3 separate regions of the Homo sapiens genome follow, and all the other regions are linked to region 3. A link is a contact called in ENCODE Hi-C or POLR2A ChIA-PET data. All regions are on one chromosome and are shown on one strand. The core of a region is the stretch at or near the end of the contact, and the rest is flanking DNA. Distances in the headings are between cores, read along the strand shown. Region 1 overlaps SGK1 (serum/glucocorticoid regulated kinase 1). Region 2 overlaps SGK1 (serum/glucocorticoid regulated kinase 1). Region 3 overlaps SGK1 (serum/glucocorticoid regulated kinase 1).

Region 1 (4,493 bases), core at 150-2,649, 52 kb after region 3:
TGGCTAATTTTTTGTATTTTTCATAAAGATGGGGTTTCACCATGTTGGCCAGGCTGGTCTCAAACTCCTGACCTCAAGTGATCTGCCTGCCTTGGCCTCCCAAAGTGCTGGGATTACAGGCATGAGCCACTGTGTCCAGCGTTATTTTATGAAAATAAACCAGTGAAAATTAATTTCAGGCCAGGCACAGTGGCTCATGACTGTAATCTTAGCACGTTGGGAGGCCAGAGTGGGTAGATCACCTGGGCTCAGGAGTTTGAGACCAGCCTGGGCAACATGGTGAAATCCTGTCTCTACCAAAAATGCAAAAAAATTAGCCGGGCATGGTGGCATGTGCCAGCAGTCCTAGCTGTTTGGGAGGCTAAGGTAGGAGGATCGCTTGAGCCCCAGAGGCAGAGGTTGCAGTGAGCTGAGATCGCGCCACTGCATTCCAAACTGGGTGACGGAGTGAGACCCCATCTCAAAAAAAAAAAAAAGAAAAAGAAAAAGAAAATTAATTTCAAAAGTGGAATGTATTCACCCAACAATGTGTTCATTTATAAATAATACAGCAGCAACCTTGGGGATGATTGTTGTGGATGTTTTGATGTTTGGATATAATGTTAGTGGGAGACACAGGAAAATTTAAAATAGCAGTGATGGCTTCTATCTGAATCCCATTAACACTTGCGAGTTCATAGCCTCTTGATTTTTTGAGAAGGGGAGAATTGGAGCTCAACAGGTAGCAAACCATTTCATTCTGCAATTAGTCTGTCTAAAGAAAAAGGCTTTAACATTCAATGCTAGAATAAGGCTATTTTAGACATTTGAATTGCTGGCAAGACACCCCAAATTAGTCATCCCTTAATGGTTGTGTGTGGGTCTGTGTGTGTGTGTGTTTAAAATTCATTATTTACTTATTTATTTTTGAGATAGAGTCTCGGTCTGTCATCCAGGCTGGAGTGCAGTGGGGAGATTGTTGTTCTTTGCAGCCTCAACCTCAAAGACTCAGGTGATCCTCCCATCTCAGCCTCCCAAGTAGCTGGGGCTACAGGCACGTGTCACCATGCCCAGCTAATTTTTGTATTTTTTGTAGAGACGGAGTTTCGCCATCTTGCCCAGGCTGGTCTTGAACTCCTGGGCTCAAGCAATTCGCCCACCTCAGCTTCCCAAAAGTGCTTACAGGCGTGATCTACCAGCCTCCCTTAATGTTTTTTAAAACCACTTATTTAGGGCTATTGGTGAAAACAACAAATGAAGCATAGAGGCAATTACAGGAAGAGAAAGTACCCAATATTATGTAAAATGTGTTAGTACTGAGTCATATGTAAATTTGTGTTTAACTTCCTCACTCTTAAATTCTAGTTCCTGGAATCCCCCTCCTTCATAACTGACTCACAGTCTATTTTGGGACAAACCTGCCAATACTACAATCCCTTTACTGTACATTAAAATATATACAGAAAAGTCAAGAACTAATAGAATCATCAAACAATACCAACTAAGGGACCTCACCCACCTGTGAGGATGGAGCATGTGGCCTCAAAATCAGGGCTGACCTAAACTCTCCATGGTTGGAGTCACGTTTCCTAAGGCTGTGTTTGAAAAAAAAAATTAGTTAATTAGAAATACCTTGTTCACAGTTTAATGCTTGATCTTGTTCCTTATCTAAAATATCTATGGCCAGGTGCGGCGGCTCACACCTATAATCCCAGCACTTTGGGAGACCGAGGAGAGAGGATCACCTGAGGTCAGGAGTTTGAGACCAGCCTGGCCAAAATGGTGAAACCCCTTCTCTACCAAAAATACAAAAAAAATTAGCCAGGCATGGTGGTGCATGCCTGTAGTCCCAGCTACTCGAGAGGCTGAGGCAGGAGAATCACTTGAACCCTGGAGGTGGAGGTTGCAGTGAGCCGAGCTCGTGCCATTGCCCTGCAGCCTGGGCAACAGGAGGGAAACTGTCTCAAAAATAAATAAATAAATAAATAAATAAATAAATAAATAAATAAATAAAAATATCTATTTTTTCCACTTCCTCCTTGTCAAAACTTCTCTAAATTTTTAATAATAAATTTTATTATTTTAAAGTAATCTCATTATTTTTTTCTAAACAGGGTTTGAAGTTACATTTTCATCTTGATTCTAGTTGCTTCCTCCCCCCGCTTTCTTTACTATGTTCCAGTAATTTGATTTCAGAGTTGGCATTAACTCCCTGAATTCAGGAAGATATTCCCCAAGGACCTGAATCTTAGCCCTGGAAGCGATGTGAAAGCTTACATAGCACATCTCTCACCTTCAGTCAGAGCCATACAAAGAAGCTGCTATCTTATTATTCATGGCTTTAGAAAAGACTGCTCAACCTCCACCTGCATCTTATTTTGACATTTAGTTAGCTTTACTGTGTCGAACAAAGCCATTATGCTACACACCAAGCCTGTTTCCCTTGTTTTATACTCAGCGATGATAACCAACCCTGTCTGTATATAAAGCTCTCTATAAATTCATAGACTGTCTTCTTCAATTGTCATTTGGTCTTCTCTTCAAGAAAATTAATTATGTCTTGTTTGCCTCTCCTCATTGGTCTTTTTTTCCAATACTTGACTCATTTTGCCATCCTTGGAGCTGTCTTCTAAATAATTTCCAAGTTTTCCAATTAGTCTTATTTATTTATCTATTTATAAGATGGAGTTTCACTCTTGTTGCCCAGAATGGAGTGCAATGGCGCAATCTCAACTCACTGCAACCTCCACCTCCCAGGTTCAAGCCATTCTCCTGCCTCAGCCTCCTGAGTAGCTGGGATTACAGGCATGCATCACCACACCTGGCTAATTTTGTATTTTTAGTGGAGATGGGGTTTCACCATGTTGGCCAGACTGGTCTCAAACTCTTGACCTCAGGTGATCCACCCGCCCCGGCCTCCCAAATACTGGGATTACAGGCATGAGCCACCACACCCGGCCCTCCAATTAGTCTTTAAACGTGAATTCCAGAAGTTCACATTTCTGAGCACCATTAATTTGAGATCACTTAACAGCTCCTTCACATCATACTCTCATTACACTTACTATTTTTAAGTTGGTCTTTTTGTCTCTCCTTCTAGTTACAAGCTAGAAATGTATTGGTTTTTTATTTGTATTTTATTTTCTCTTTTTTGAAATAGAGCCTTGCTCTCTTGCCCAGGCTGGAGTGCAGTGGCACGATCTTGGCTCACTGCAGCCTCTGTCTCTGGGGTTCAAGCGATTCTCCTGCCTCAGCCTCCTGAGTAGTTGGGATTACAGGCACATGCCACCACACCAGGCTAATTTTTTGTATTTTTAGTAGAGATGGGGTTTCACCATGTTGGCCAGGCTAATCTTGAACTTCTGATCACTCAGGTGATCTGCCTGCCTCGGCCTCCTAGAGTGATGGAATCACAGGCGTGAGCCACCACTCTTGGCCAGAAATACATTGGTTTTTTAAAATGTTCTATTATTAAAACAATTTTTTCTTGCTTAAATTTGGACTTGTTTTGAATACAACTGCTTGGTTTCAGAAAAGGGTGTCTATAAAGAATAAAGGTTATTTTACTATGACACTGATGTATTTCTCTAAATTCAAAGATGAATTTCTAGAAATTTATAACTACAACTAAAATAGGTTTTTGTTCCTCTATTTAATATTTTTTTCTAATATTTTTCCTCTGTTTAATCTTGGATGGATTTTCCAGTTCTGTGTTTTTCCAGCAAATTTCTGGCCAAAAAAAAAAAGAATCAGAATCTAGTAGAATAACCATGCCAATTTAGTTTGGCATCAGTGTGATTAGGAATAAATTTAGAGTCTTTAGGAATGTTTTGGCCTATTTCTGCATGAATTATATTTAAATCCCATATTTATTGCTTTTTTCTTCTTTTTCTTTTTGGAAAGCAGGGTGAAAATGATTACAACATATGCAAGTATGCAATTTCGAGTTCGTTAATACCTCTATGAGGGTTCAGGCCTTCAAAATGGTAGCTGAAGATAACCGTGTCTGGCATATTCAGTATTGGTCTTTGACAAGTTCAACATAGTGCTGCCCTGGCATGTGGATTTTCATTTACTTTGGGAGAAAGTTATTGGGGAAACTAGTCAATAGAAATAATGATTGATGCTCATGGGACCTAAAGGAGAATCCTCAGAAGGGAACTTTGACACTACCTGTTCCTCTTTACCCAGTGACGCAACATGAACCATCTCTTGAACTAGTATGAGAGAGCTTTATTTTTGCAAAAGTCCAGAGAAACTCTACCAGAACACCAAATTAGAATTGAAGACTATAAGTGGGATACAAATGCATTCAAGTTCATCAATAGTTTTACACTGAAAGAAGTATGAGAAAGCGGGCTCAAATGCACATCTTTCTTTTTTAATAATAATACAACGTTTTGTAATCATGAAACTCATCTCTCTACTCCATTTCCTAAACTTTCACAAAGCTATTCTTTTTATACTAAAGTATAGAGATAGAGGGTTAAAAAATGAAAACATAAAGTATGTAG
Region 2 (4,332 bases), core at 363-2,862, 35 kb after region 3:
TCACCCAGGCTAGAGTGCAGTGACGTGATGTTGGCTCACTGCAACTTGAACTCCTGGCCTCAAGTGATCCACCCACCTCAGCCTCCCAAAGTGCTGGGATTATAGGCATGAACCACTGAGCCCAGCTGGGAATCTCTTACCTTTTAATTTAGCAAATCCATGTCTCCACATCTACCCCAGATAATTACTTGCTTATGTGATAACTGAGATAGGTACAGTAATATCCATTGCAATGTTGGAAATGGTGAAAAAATGGAAACATCAGGAGATAACAAAATTATAAACTTGTAGAGCATTATTAATTATGACATATCCATACCATAGAACACTATACAGTGATTAAAAACAAAGAGATTTGTAGCCGGGCACGGTGGCTCACGCCTGTAATCCCAGCACTTTGGGAGGCCGAGGCAGGTGGATCACCTAAGGTCAGAGTTTGAGACCAGCCTGGCCAACATGGTGAAACCCTGTCTCTACTAAAAATACAAAAAATTAGCCAGGCGTGGTGGCGCATGCCTGCAATCTCAGCTACTCGGGAGGTTGAGGCTGGAGAATTGCTTGAACCCGGGAGGCGGAGGTTGCAGTGAGCCGAGATGGCGCCACTGCACTCTAACCTGGGCAACAAGAGCAAAACTCTGTCTCAAAAAAGAAAAAAAAAATGAGATTTGTATATATTGACATATCCCATGGTATATTATGCTAGAAAAGCAAGTTGAAGATGAACATGTATATACCATTATCACATTTTTTAAACTTTGTATTTCTTTCTTCTTGTCTGTATATATGTGTGTTTATCTATGAGTGTGAGTATATATGTGTGGGTAAATGTAAATTAAAAGACGTGGAAGTATGTATATCAAATGACAATGGTGATTACCACCTTCCAGGGATTAGAACTGGCCAGTGATTAGGTGGAGGAGATGAGTCAAGGAGGACATTAGCTTTCTTTATATCGTTTAAATGTTTCAATCCCATATTAATCTATTACTTGTGCGTTTGGGGAAAACACCATACTCACCAGGAGCCTCACTCGTAGAAAGTGAACAGGTACAACTCCACCCTATTGATAGGAAGCCAGGCAGCATCACAAATATGATTTTGCACCATGAGACCATTCCATTGCTACAAATAAAGGCACTTGGAGGAAAATGGAAAACACAATATTTATGCTCCCACAGCACTTTGTACTTCTGCCTGTCAATCAGTTTGCTCTGCCCTGTGTGATATGTGTGTGCGTGTCCATGTATTCTCTAAGCTCCTTGCAGTTGTGAATCGAATGTGTTCATTTTCTTATCTCCTCCCGGGACCTTGCATACATGTGCTAAAGTTAGTGTGCTCTTTTTTCTTTTTGCCTTTATTAGCTAAAATTGATACTTTGTTGATGCATTTTTTTTTTTTTGAAAAAAAAAAAAAGGAGAGACTAGGACAGAAAAGGAGAGACTAGGACAGAAAACTCTGTAGCCCATGCTGGCTGTAAATCACGCACATTCCAGAGGCGCTGCATGCCAGGGACTGATTCTCATTAAGTTTGCCCTCTCATATGGGATACATTTGGCTGAGCAAGGATTTCCTCAGAGTCCGCTGTCCGTCTTTCAATTGAAGGCAGCTTGAAAGGTGCTTAGTCAGCGACCAAATGCTGAAGCCAAGGCACTGTGTGCTGTTTTAAAGGCCTAGTGAAGCCAGAGTCCTCTGGAAGGATCCATGCGATTTGAAGTTATTAGCCACGGTGCTGCAAACAGAAGAATTAACACTGAGTTGTTGACATAATTAAATATAAGGTTACTGCCTCTTCTTCCTCCTTTACAAAGGAGGAAGACAATAAATTACAAAGACAATAATAGAGGGGCACTGTAGAAAAAAATTTTTTATTTTTTTGAGACAAGGTCTCACTCTGTTGCCCAGGCTGGAGTGCAGTGGCACAATCAGGGCTCACTGCAGCCTCGATTTCCTGGGCTCAAGCAATCCTCAGCCCTCCAAGTAGCTGGGACTACAGGCTTTCACCACCATGCCCAGCTAATTGTTTTTTTTCTTTTTTAAATTTTAGTAGAGACAAGGTCTCGCTGTTGCTCAGTCTGGTTTCGAACTCCTGAGCTCAGCTGGGCGCGGTGGCTCATGTCTGTAATCCCAGCTCTCAGGGAGGCAAGAGGCGAGACGATAGCTTGAGCCCAGGAGTTCGAGACCTGCCTGGGCAATATAGCGAGACCCCGTTCTCCACAAAAAGAAAAAAAAAAAAAGAAAAACAAAAGACGAACTCCTGAGCTCAAGTGATGCTCTGCTTCAGCCTAGAAAGCACTTTTAATTAAGCTGGCTTCATACAATTCTGGGATGGATTCTGACCCATGTCTCTTGTTCAGCATTTCAAATGTCTTACTCCATCTGTTAGGCTCAAGAAGGTGTGTTGTTACTTTTATATTTCTTCTCAAAATTGTTGAGCTGTCCCTTTGAAGCCCAGAAGGCTTGGAAGTAAAATGATCAGCTAGGAATAGTTTCCATACTGACATACTTTTATATTGTCTTGAGTTTTTCTGATCTTTCTTAAAAAGATGCTATAAAAAATATACTTAAATCAGCCAGATGGCTTTATAGATTTCTGGTTTCTTTTAATTTATATCAAAAAAAATTTTATATAGGCTTATGGGGATTAAAATAACAGTACTTCAAATTGCTCATTTCTCCCAGTTTTTTGCTCTTGGCATGATGTATTATGGTCTCTGGAGAGAGGTGTCTGGTGATTCCTAAGCTTATCACCCACAATAGTCCTTATTTTTCACTAAATTTTCAACCATGTTATCCTTGAGAAAGCACGTAAAACAAATGATCAGACTAAATAAACTTAGATGAATTATTTCTATGTAGATTTAAATTACCTTACAATCCTGTCTGCGGCTTTTTTTTTTTTTTTTTTTTTTTTGAGGTGGAATCTCACTCTGTTGCCCAGGCTGGAGAGCAGTGGCGCAATCAATTTTTTTTTAAATCTGAGTCTCGGTTGTTAAATTTACAAAAATGAACCAGATTTGTTTCTTGTGCTAACAGAGAGAGAATGTCTACGTTAGCTGAAAGCTAAAATCAGCACACTCTCCCAAAAAGATCCTGATCAAGCCCTTGTTCCCAAGAGAAGAATTTCATGTGAAAGAGTTCGATTATAACTGGCTTACTGTCTGTGCAACGCGCACATTGTGTGAGCAGCCAGAGAGCCTGATAACCAGGAAGCTAAATCCTTCTCCTCCAGGAGTACTTCCATGTTTCCAATCCTGTTTCCTGGGGCTCCTAGAGCCAGGAGGTCACCCCTGTTCGAGTCACTGCTGACCTCTCTTCCAGGGGTGAGGATCAAGAATCTAAAGATTTATATCTCAGGATTTAGAGTGTGGAAAGAGATAGCATGGACTCCCTTTCTCTTCTCTAAGAATCAACCAAACAATAGCTTTACCTATCACGAAGTACATAGTTCTGCTGTATTTAGAAACATAATTTAGCTGGGCATGGTGGCTCACGCCTGTTATCGCAACACTTTGGGAGACAGAGGTGGGAGGATCGCTTGAGCCCAGAAGTTCAAGACCAGCCTGGGTCACGTAGAAAGACTCCCATCACTACAGAAAATTTTAAAAATTAGCCAGGCGTGATGGCACCCACCTGTAGTCCCAGCTACTCGGGAGGCTGAGATGGAAGGATTGCTTGAGCCTGGGAGATTGAGGATGCAGTGAACAATGATTGCACCACTGCACTCCAGCCTGGGTGACAGAGTAAAACCTCATCTCTAAATAAATAAATTTTAAACAGAGAGACACAATTCAAGTCACAAAAATTAAGTTTCAGGGTCAGGACTTGTGGGTAAAGCAAGTTTCTGGCTGCACTCGTAGCTCACTTGATTTTTATTTCATAAGCTCTCCAGGGAATCATAGCCCACCAGTGTGCCGCGTTCCCAGTGATGAGTCTGGAAGGGAATAAGGGACTTCATCCAGGCTATTTAGGACATAAAATATTCTAGGAAAACTACTCCCTGTCCTCTCCTGGAAATCTCTAGCCAGCAGTTACACTTACCCTTGGGGTTGAGCATATTTTGTTGGCTTTTGTTGTATGTAACCAAATCTTTCCTGCTTCTAATTAAATTTATTCCTTTAGTAAAATCCTTCCCAGAAACCATATGGCTATTTTCCACTAAAATAATATCCTGTTTTAGTAGTTTTGAGACTTTTAAAATTTTAAAAGAAGACTTTGTATGAACTACTAAAAATCTATAAGCAGGAACAAAATTTAAGGGATAAGCAAAGTTTAACTGCATGCCAATTCATTTTTTTTGCAGTTATTTCTCTTTTTCCTCAAAGTTTATCATTA
Region 3 (4,367 bases), core at 1,700-4,199:
AAGCAAAGAAGGCTTTATTATCATGCCAACTGAAGACTGAAACTGGGCTGTGTGGGATATTGGCTGTTATCTCTCTTTGGATTTCTCGTAAGGTCAGATAACAACTTAGTTTGGGTTTGCTGATGTGGAACTGTAGCATAGGTGACTCCATTTTGATTTTTAGTCCGGTCTGTTGGGGCCTAGTGCAGGAGCTTAGTTCAACAGCCTCCTGTAATTTTTATTTTAAGTGTGTAACTAATGCCTACATCCACCGCTCTGCTACAGTAAGGAGGCCTGATTGATTCTCCTCTGGACTCCTTCAGAGGGCTCCTAACAGGGCGCTTCACTGCCTACCTTTCACTCCAAATCATCCCACACGTGGCTGAGCTGCAGCTCAGTATCTAATATGCAAGTCCTATTAAGATGTAGATTAGAGGCATGGACCTGGTTTGCTCACTGAATTCATTGCAAACCCTTAATGTGGCACCCAAGGCCCTCAGCAACAAGCCCTCAAGCAACCTTTCCTGCCTTCTCATCATCTTCTTCCCTACCTGCCTCTCAAATCACTCATCCATTCACTTCAATATATTTTTTGAGGACTGAATATGTGCTGAGCCCTCTGCTAGGTGCTAGAAACAATGATGGGCCAAACCAGATAAGTTCCAGGCAGGGCCCTGCACATGTAAAGCCCTGGGTGGGAAGACATGAGTAGTTTATAGGAGGTGGCCCAGAGACTTCTGTGGCTCAAGCAGAGAGCCTGAAAATAGGGAATATGTTTGAACAGCAAAGTAGAAAATAAACTAGCTAGGACTTCGCAGGCCTCCTTAAGAAGTTCTGTCATTATCTGAGGCACAATGAGAAGCTCCATGTATTGAACAGAGCTGCAGCGCCCTGCCATTTTCCTCCCCTAAGTTATTGCTTCTACGGGTCCTTCACTGTGAACTACACTCTTCATTTTTTCTGTCTCTGCTTGCTCAACTCACAACCATTATTTGGAACATTAATTTCAAGTGCCATCTCTTCCATGGAAAATGTCCTCCTCATCCCAAACCAAATGGAGCTTGTATTGCTGTCATTTGTCTTTGTTTTTTTTTTTTGACAGAAAATCACAGATTTATTGAAACAAAAGTACACTCCACAGAGTGGGAGTAGGCTCCAACAAGTCTTTTTCTTTTCTTTTCTTTTCTTTTCTTTTTTTTTTAGAGGCAGGGTCTTGCTGTGTCACTCAGGCTGGAGTGTAGTGGCAAGATCATAGCTCAGTGCAGCCTCGAACTCCTGCGCTCAAACAATCCTCCCACCTCAGCCTCCTGAGTAGCTAGGACTACAGATGTATGCCAACATGCATAGCTAATTTTTTTTTTTTTTTTTTTTTTTTGAGAAGGAGCTTTGCTCTTGTTGCCCAGGCTGGAGTGCAATGGCGTGGTCTCGGCTCACTGTAACCTCCCCCTCACGGGTTCAAACAATCCTCCTGCCTCAGCCTCCTGAGTAGTGGGATTACAAGTGCCTGCCACCACGCCCAGCTAATTTTTGTATTTTTTTAGTAGAGATGGGGTTTCACCATGTTGGTAAGGCTGGTCTTGAACTCTTGATCTCATGTGATCCACCCGCCTCAGCCTCCCAAAGTGCTGGGATTACAAGCATGAACCACTGCACCAGGCCACATAGCTACTTTTTTATTTTTTGTAGAGACAGAGGTCTCACTGTGTCGCCCAGGCTGGTCTTGAACTCCTGTGCTCAAGTGATCCGCTCGCCTCAGCCTCTGTATGTCTTTTTCTCTGCTACATATGAGACCTATAGGGTCTGATGTGGTAGCCACCAGCTACATGTGACTATTGAGCACCTGAATTGTGGCTAGTCTGAATCGAGATGTACTTTAGATGTAAAATACATACCAGATTTTAAACACAGTATGGAAAAAAAAAGAGAATATAAAATATTTCATTAATAATTTTATATTAAGTACAATTTAGAATGATAATGTTGGGGGTACATTGAGTTAAATAAAGTATATGTTTGAAATTAATTTCATGTTTCTTTTTACTTCACTTAATGTGTCCATTAGAACATTTACATTGTGTCTGTGGTTTATATTCTATTCCTATTGGACTGCACTCCTCTAGACTATACACTTCCTGAGTAGTAAAGGCTTATCCAATTATTCATCTGTTTATCCCCCAGGGAACACTAGCTTGTTCATAGTGGAAGAATCAATGAATATTGTTTAAATTCATTGCCAATTAAAAGAAATACTTTGCAATTTTAGTACACTACCTCCTTTCCACCTGAAATGTGCAGCCGAACTCCACAGTGAAAATGGGTAGACAAGGGAGACAGAGTTTTTTCCAGCCCCTATGAAGGCTAAAGGTATGGAACATGTGGTGTGGTCATGGAGGACACAGCAAGCCAAGACTGCTGATTCAGACAGGTTTCTCTATTTCCAAAACAAGAACTTTTATTGCAGAGTATGGAGGGAGCATTAGGACAGGAGGATCTTTGTGGTTTCTCACTGTATCTGTGGAAAAAATCTGAGGTTAAGGTTTAAATTAAACTGACATTTAAAAGAGCCTTTGTAGGCTCTTACTATGTGTATGTTAGCATCTGTTGCTATAGCTAAACTGACACTGATTATTATGAATGATGCTTTATGAGTGATGGAATAAAAATGTGGTTTCCTGCTTATGGACATTTCCTGGTGTTGGTTTCATCCTCTTTAATGATGAGATCAAGACCAGGGAAAATTACTAAGAGTATAGAAAACGTATCACAAAGAAAATATTATTAGGATACCAAGCATTTCTGAGATGGAAAAAAAAGTATTTAGAACTTCCGAATACCGCCTCTGTAATTTTATGAATTGTTTTGTTTCTGCTGGCTTCTGGTTTTGCAATCAGTTCTCCTTATGATTCACAGAGGCTCCCTCATGACTACCTTCACATGTGTTCCCCTTTTTGTTCAGAGACCTCTGAGGATGAACCAATGTATTTCTCATCATAAAATGGTTGAAGACATCTCTTTGCCCATTAGAAAGCCTAATTTCAAGGATTTTATGTTTTACCCTTGGAAAAGATGTTTAGTTTTAAACAGGCTTTTTCTCCAGGCGTATTTTCTACTGATCTCACAAAAGAGCTTCTGCTTCAACCAGACCTGTCTCCTCACTGTTCCTTGAAATGCCACTAGTTCTCTGTGTTTATTGCAACCTCTATCCTGCTACTGACCAAGGGTTCTCTCTGAATGTTTTACATTCAGACTCCACTTAAAAACTTGTCAGATTGCTACTGAAGTTTAAGTATGGAAAGAATTCTTGTAGTAGCCCTTCCCATAGGGCAATATCTCTTTTTACCATAACCAAGTTGCTCCTGTTTTAGCTTAGGCTAAACTTAATTTGCCTTCATTTTCCCCAGCTGTAAGAAGGGTCTTGGTAAACACTAACCTTCCGGTCTGAGTCATGTTTAGCCCTCATGATCTGAAGACATCCCAAGAGATCTCTTGTCTTAGTTTATGTTCCTTATCATTTTATCTATTAGAGTCACATCTTAGGTTAGGTAAGGAGATGGCATCTTTGTGTAAGACAAAATAACAAACATGAAAAGCTATGTTTACTCATTTCTGCTTGCCAACAAAGTAACTTCACAAAGCTCCTGACTCTGTGACAACATACAGCTCTCCAAAAGATACTTTAACAACAAAACAAAATAGAGCACAGGGTCCCCTATGTCTCTTGCATAGTACAAAATTACTTTCCATAAAAAAACTCTAATACATGTAAATACAAAAACACACAATTCATCTTAAAATGTACAAATTGATATTCTAACTTTATTAAGTCATTATCACATTTTCCAATCTACAACTCACTTTAATACTATTAAATATATACTATTATACACAACCTATACTATCCTTATAGTAGTCTTATTAAAATATTATATTAAATATAAAAAACCAAATCACAGTAAATAAAAAATAAATACAATCCAAAACGTATTTTCCAATAAATAGACAAATATACACACTAGGCCCAATACTCATTCCTTACTCCTACAACTCAAAATTACCAATCTTCCTTAAAAAAAAAAAAAAAGCCTTCTTATCTATATAAACAATCATTAATCTTATAAATACAACCAGACAATTAATTTATAACAAAAAAATTTATAGGACAAAATAACAAACATAAAAAAATTATATTTATTCATTTCTACTTGCCAACATAATTTTACAAAACTCCTGACTCTATAACATATAATTCTCCAAGGCTGGGAGTGGTGGCTCATGCCTGTAATCCCAGCTATCTGGGAGCCCGAGGCAGGTGGATCATTTGAGGTCACAAATTTGAGACCAGTCTGGCCAACATGGTGAAACCCCATCTCTACCAAAAACACAAAAAT

What was found. A loop is a pair of places that touch in the nucleus more often than their neighbours do. ChIA-PET counts read pairs that join two places held with the same protein, here RNA polymerase II (POLR2A). Pooled maps may share reads with other maps.
Region 1: a loop to region 3 is called in a map of B cell, with 6 times the contacts of the local background. The contact joins two enhancer-like sites. A Hi-C loop is called at or near these places in 11 of 168 maps with a recorded cell type or tissue (B cell, CD14-positive monocyte, CD4-positive, alpha-beta T cell and 5 more), 19 of 37 single-sample maps with no recorded cell type and 18 of 50 pooled maps. POLR2A ChIA-PET finds 5 or more read pairs at or near these places in 18 of 52 experiments (A549, BJ, CD4-positive, alpha-beta T cell and 13 more).
Region 2: a map of heart left ventricle shows a loop between it and region 3 (2.1-fold over the local background). The contact joins two enhancer-like sites. A Hi-C loop is called at or near these places in 8 of 168 maps with a recorded cell type or tissue (CD14-positive monocyte, CD4-positive, alpha-beta T cell, CD4-positive, alpha-beta memory T cell and 4 more), 18 of 37 single-sample maps with no recorded cell type and 18 of 50 pooled maps. POLR2A ChIA-PET finds 5 or more read pairs at or near these places in 18 of 52 experiments (A549, B cell, BJ and 14 more).

Annotation. Positions count from the first base shown.
Region 1 is chr6:134,233,042-134,237,534 of GRCh38, reverse strand. All of the region lies in intron 2 of SGK1 (serum/glucocorticoid regulated kinase 1), which reads left to right. Among named protein-coding and RNA genes, the nearest start is that of SGK1, 83 kb to the left of the region's middle. RefSeq lists enhancers at 1,055-1,104, 1,245-1,534, 1,575-1,734. Within about 2 kb of position 1,399, at least 8 of the 41 ENCODE cell types and tissues checked have a DNase peak (open chromatin) inside an H3K27ac peak, as active enhancers do; they include B cell, CD14-positive monocyte, GM12878 and 1 more, where a contact is called at or near this core.
Region 2 is chr6:134,251,196-134,255,527 of GRCh38, reverse strand. The region is part of intron 2 of SGK1 (serum/glucocorticoid regulated kinase 1); the gene reads left to right. Among named protein-coding and RNA genes, the nearest start is that of SGK1, 65 kb to the left of the region's middle. Within about 2 kb of position 1,612, at least 4 of the 41 ENCODE cell types and tissues checked have a DNase peak (open chromatin) inside an H3K27ac peak, as active enhancers do.
Region 3 is chr6:134,287,138-134,291,504 of GRCh38, reverse strand. All of the region lies in intron 1 of SGK1 (serum/glucocorticoid regulated kinase 1), which reads left to right. Among named protein-coding and RNA genes, the nearest start is that of SGK1, 29 kb to the left of the region's middle. Within about 2 kb of position 2,949, at least 8 of the 41 ENCODE cell types and tissues checked have a DNase peak (open chromatin) inside an H3K27ac peak, as active enhancers do; they include B cell, CD14-positive monocyte, GM12878 and 1 more, where a contact is called at or near this core.